Linked DNA regions of Homo sapiens: region 2 is linked to region 1. A link is a loop called in an ENCODE intact Hi-C map of the cell type or tissue named here. Cell type or tissue: sigmoid colon. All regions are shown on one strand. Each heading gives the region's core, and the rest is flanking DNA. Links, peaks and the distances in the headings are about the cores only. Region 1 overlaps DNMBP (dynamin binding protein). Region 2 overlaps DNMBP (dynamin binding protein).

The links. A loop is a pair of places that touch in the nucleus more often than their neighbours do. Peaks named below come from ENCODE experiments on the same cell type or tissue, not always from the same donor. Only the 100,000 strongest peaks of a DNase experiment are listed, where the experiment ranks them.
Region 2: a loop joins it to region 1, with 5 times the contacts of the local background. A loop is called at or near these places in 5 of 110 quality-filtered maps.

What each region holds. Positions count from the first base shown.
Region 1 is chr10:99,944,268-99,947,182 of GRCh38, forward strand. The region is part of intron 4 of DNMBP (dynamin binding protein); the gene reads right to left. All of the region lies in intron 2 of DNMBP-AS1 (DNMBP antisense RNA 1), which reads left to right. Among named protein-coding and RNA genes, the nearest start is that of DNMBP-AS1, 19 kb to the left of the region's middle. In sigmoid colon, for the core only: no CTCF peak of the experiment used is centred there; a DNase peak (open chromatin) is centred at 1,184.
Region 2 is chr10:99,995,587-99,998,501 of GRCh38, forward strand. The region is part of intron 1 of DNMBP (dynamin binding protein); the gene reads right to left. Among named protein-coding and RNA genes, the nearest start is that of DNMBP, 13 kb to the right of the region's middle. In sigmoid colon, for the core only: no CTCF peak of the experiment used is centred there; no DNase peak of the experiment used is centred there; H3K4me3 peaks cover 368 bases.

The DNA.
Region 1 (2,915 bases), core at 122-2,621:
ATCAACGTGTAGCTAGTGCCTGGCTCATCATGTGTGCTCAAGAAATATACACTGAATAAAGAAATGAATGCACACCCTCTTTTCAAATTCAGGTGTGTGAACCTCACCAAGAGATAGGGTAGCACTAGGTAGTCCTGATCAGAGCTTCTAAAAATAATATGTACTGGGAAACCTGAAAGTCTGAGAACTACCTCTTAATGTTTCTACTGCTTTGCAAGTCAACCTGTTCAGACTTGAAGGTAGTGTGCTTGAGATCTGAACCTTAACTTGTTAATTAGCAACTCATTTGACTGGAAGCTCCTTGAGACCAGCGAGCACATCTATAATGTTCATCGCTATGTACCCAGCCCTTAGCACAGTGCCTGGCACATGGTAAAAATAAATTGAGTATTTCCTGGATGAATGAGTGATTGACCTGAATACCACACGGAAGCCCACAAAATGATGTTTCATTCCCCAACACACAGCAATCATAAATACTGTCTAGTATTCTACCCTGACTCTAGATGATAATTCCAAATTTAAAACTCCTAATTCTCAGTTACAGCCAAAGACTGGCTTATCTAAAACTAATACTGGACTTTTTATTTCCAATAATTGAAGTCTACATTATTTGGATCAGTCTCTCATAGAAAAAAAAAATCTTTAAAATAGAAATCTAAAAGGAGACCTTTTCTGTAATAAGCTAAGATCCTAAAGAACTCCCGAGGGTAAATCAGAATTGGGCCAGCCCTCTTGCTAAATTACAGCTGAGTTCCGATACCTTGGTCATCCAAGGTACAAGGTACACTGAGCCTTGAAATTGGTTTAAGTTGGACCTGGGCTGAGAATGACTAGTGTTTGTTTCCATGTGGAAATTCCTTCTCAGCATTTCTTAGGAAATTTATATGTCTTTCTAAATCAAAAACAAAAAAAACAAAAAAAATCAGCTGAGGACTCTAGGAAACAAGAGAAGGTACTAGGATTCTCCTGAGAGAATAAAGCCTAACAATAAATGCAGAGACATTAAGAGTTTAAAGAAATCCACCAATGTCAAGTTGACGCAAGAGCAGAGAATACTGGCACGCGGAGTAAAATGTTACAAGGTGACATTTCTGGGAATGAGGACAAGAGTGGGTAGGAGGGCCAGGGTCTAATCAGTTAGCTTTGCTCATAGTTGTTGCTATGTAATACATGTGTTTAGAAGAGTGTGTGCTCATGGCCCCGTGTGTTGCCAACAGTGAGTCATTCTTGCAAATAAAATAAAGATTAATAAGCTTACTTGTATAGTATGCTTTATACAGATCTTATAAGGGTAGTCTAAGAAATAAAGTTTTGCAAACAAAGTAAGTCCTTAGCAATTCTGACACATGATTCTGTACAGTGCTAAATCTTGCTCAGAGAGGCAAATGTTCCATTATTTGAAAACCACCCAGTAATGTTTGTCCAGTGTTTTCCACTGCTTAATATTTGCTATATAGTTCTTTATAAATGTTTTAACAGAAGAAATACAAAAGAGATGTGAATATTGCTGTGAAATATCCCTACACAAAATCAGGAACATATCTAAAATCTGAATTAGCACAAGCAATATCAATTTCAATGGCAAAGCCAAAATCAGAAGAAGCAGAAAAAATGTTTTCAACATTAAAAAGAAAATGAGCTTTCATGAGACAACATGCAACCGAACAGCCCTACCCAGAAATGCTTTTTTTTCTTTTTTTAATTGAGACGGAGTCTCGCTCTGTTGCCCAGGCTGTAGTGCAGTGGCACGATCTTGGCTCACTGCAACCTCTGCCTACTGGGTTCAAGCCATTCTCCTGCCTCAGTCTCCCAAGTAGCTGAGATTACAGGTGCACACCACTATGCCCTGCTAATTTTTTGTATTTTTAGTAGAGACAGGGTTTCACCATGTTGGCCAGGCTGGTCTCAAATTCCTGACCTCAAGTCATCCATCCGCCTCGGCCTCCCAGAGTGCTGGGATTACAGGCATGAGCCACTGAGCCCAGCTCCAGAAATGCTTTTGAATACACACTTAACAATTCCACCAACATCAACATAAAATGAAAACCTTTTTTTGATGTATGAAATATTAGTCACAAAACAAAGATCAACACTATCAGATAGAGCAACTAATGCTCTGTGTATTTAAAATACTATTTAAAGGCATGTAAACCAATGGAACAGAACAGAAAATCCAGAAATAGAGCTGCACACCTACAACCAAGTAATCTTCAACAAAGTTGACCAAAATAAGCAATGGGGAAAGAATTCTCTATACAATAAATGGTACTGGAAAAACTAACCATATGCAGAAGAATGAAACTGGACTTCCATCTCTCACCATATACAAAAATTAACTCAAGATGGATTAAAGACTTACATGTGAGGTCTCAAACTACACAAATCCTTGAATAAAACCTAGTTAACACTCTTCTAGACATTGGCTTAGGCAACCTGCAACAAAAACAAAAACTGACAACTGGAACCCAATTAAACTAAAGAGCTTCTGTACAGCAAAACAAACTATCAACAGAGTAAACAGACAACCTACAGACTGGGAAAAACTATATGTAAACTATGCATCCAACAAAGGCCTAACATCTAGAATTTATAAGGAACTTAACAAGAAAAAAAACAACCCCCCTAAACACTGGGCACAGGACATGAACTGACACTTCTCAAAAGAAGACATACAAGTGGCCAACAAATATATGAAAAAAATGCTTAACATCGCTAATCATCAGAGAAGTGCAAATCAAAACCAAATGAGAAACCATCTTACACCAGTCAGAATGGGTATTAAAGTAAAAAAATAACAGATATGTTGGCATGGTTGTAGAGAAAAGGGAACACTTATACACTGTTAGTGGGAATGTAAATTAGTTCAGCCCCTGTGGAAAGCAGTTTGGAGATTTCTTAAGGGGCTAAAAGTA
Region 2 (2,915 bases), core at 187-2,686, 51 kb after region 1:
GTCATGACCAAACAGGCTTGTTGGGGGCATTTCATGGGGTGAGCTTTGAAGTGCTGGTGGGCCAGAGTGGTTGCAGATATGTGACTTGGAGCACCTGTGTCTTATGATGGACAGAAATAAAAGTGAATACACAGAGAGACAGGCTATTCTATAAGAATGTGACAAACAATCTGGAAGAGCAACTATATAAACACTGTCTGATTATCTTTGCCTTTTGGGGCCAGTGGCTGTTGCCAAAATAATAAACACGTCTGTCTTCAAGAAGGGACAGTGGAGTCACCCAGGTGCTGCCACGTCAGGCACAGTAGGCATTGATCTACAATGGGCAGTTCTCTGCAAGGCCACGTGGACACATTATTACAGTACAATTACATTTACAGACTGCTTTTCAAATACATTATCTCCTGTATGTATTATTGCTACCTGTGAACAGTTGTGAACATGAAGTGCTATTTTTATTGTTAGCTGATCACTGCAGGGAAAACAATCAGTAAACTAGCAAATCACCTCTCATCAACACTTACTGTGAATAATAATTATATTTTAATTTTTAAACGTTTGGAATCACAAGAAGAGAATATTCACCAAGCCTGAATCCCACCTATGGGATACAAGAATAACGTTTGAACATGTTGGTAAAATTCAACCCAAAGGCTGGGGGCGGTGGTTCACACCTGTAATCTCAGAACTTTGGGAGGCCAAGGCAGGTGGATCACCTGAGGTCAGAAGTTTGAGACCAGCCTGGCCAAAATGGCGAAACCCCGTCTCTACTAAAAATAAAAAATTGGCCAGGCATGGTGGCACCCGCCTGTAATCCCAGCTACTCAGGAGGCTGAGACACGAGGATCACTTGAAACCAGGAGGCAGCGGTTGCAGTGAGCCGAAATCGCACCACTGCAATCCAGCCTGAGTGACAAAGCGAGACTCCAACTAAATTAAAAAAATAAAATTCAACCCAAAAGATTTTCATAACTGTTTTCAACATCTTTAATCAAAGCAAAATCCTTACTTAAAATAACCAGCTAGTAAAATAATAATAAAAGTATTAAGTAGGGTTATAATAAATTTATTGAATGTCTTTCTTTTTCTAGTTTAGATTTTTAGTCTTGACTTATTAACCATTTGACTTTAAATGAAAATATTGACATTGAGATACTTTCTTCTTACACCCTTCAAATCACTAAATAAATCCAAACACAGCTGCATACTTCAACAATTTTCATTCTTTTCACTTTAATACTGGCTCACTATCCCACAGAACTATCACAGCTGACTAGAAGGTCAAGGCAGCAAAACTAAAAGAAAAATACAAGAAAACGGATTTCTTTGTGTCTACAGCAGTCCAGATGTTATAATTATTGAACAACATCTAGACACTGGTAGCAAAAAGAACAAGTAATTAAAACTATGGGTTTGAAAAACATGGATGAGTGTTATGTTCCACAGCCCATATAGCTGCTCAAAAATACGGGACTCTAACAGGCACTAACAAAGTCTGGTTTTAATGTAAACTCATCCTCCTCTTCCCTGACCCTCTAGGGATTCTCAGATGTTTCCTGATAAGCAGATCTAAACTGTAAGACAATAATATCCCAAGGAGTTTCTGGCACTCAGCCTCAGAAATCCTTAAAGCTACAAGCACTGTCTAAAAGAAGAAAACCAGGGTACTTATTCTCTTAACAATTTTCTCCCCTAACTCTAGGGAACACGAAAATGCCCTTCCACATAGCAGTTGTAAAATTCCTTCTGAGGCAGAATGTTTTCAACTAGAGATGGCCTGCTGTTGATAATGTCATTCCCTGACACCTGGAACATTTTGAAAGACTCCTCAGAAATGACCTTGGGGCCAGACCAAACTACAAGGGCCAGTGAATCCCTTCTATTTATGGAGGCCTGAATAACTTGGAACCTCCTGCAGTGACCAACAGATTAAAGGGTAAGTTAACTCACTACAGAGACAACAGCAAAGTTATATCAGACACCCTTAAAAAATCCAGAATGTGGGAAACTCTAGAGAATAAACGACCAGTTTCTTCAACAAATAAATTACAAGCAAAAAATTTAAATTTAAAAAAGGAGGCCAGGTGCGGTGGCTCATGCCTATAATCCCAGCACTTTGGAAGGCTGAGGCAGATGGATCACTTGAGCTCAGGAGTTCGAGACCAGCCTGGGCAACATGGCAAAACCATCTCTATTCCAGGCATGGTGGCTCACACCCATAATTCAAGCTACTTGGGTGGGTGGGGCACAAGAATCGCTTGAATCCAGGAGGCAAAGGCTGCAGTGAGCTGAGATCACGCCACTGCACTCTAGCCTGGGTGACAGAATGAGACTCTGTCTCAAAAAAAAAAAAAAAAAAAAAAAAAAGCTGGACGCGGTGGCTCACACCTGTAATCCCCAGCACTTTGGGAGGCCAAGGTGGGCAGATCACAAGGTCAGGAGATCAAGACCATCCTGGCTAACACAGTGAAACCCCATCTCTACTAAAAATACAAAAAATTAGCCAGGCGTGGTGGCGCACACCTGTATTCCCAGCTTCTCGGGAGGCTGAGGCAGGAGAATCGCTTGAACCCGGGAGGTGGAGGTTGCAATGAGCAGTGATCGCGCCACTGTACTCCAGCCTGGTGACAGAGCAAGACTCCGTCTCAAAAAAAAAAAAAGGAAAACCATAAATTCATAAATTAAAAGCCACTTAAGAAACACATTAACGGCCGGGCGCAGTGGCTCACGCCTGTAATCCCAACACTTTGGGAGGCTGAGGTGGGTGGATTGCCTGAGCTCAGGAGTTTGAAACCACCCTGGGCAACATGGTGAAACCCTGTCTCTACTAAACTACAAAAAACATTAGCCGGGTATAGTGGCACACGCCTGTAATGCCAGCTACTCAGGAGGCTGGGGCGGGAGAATCGCTAGAG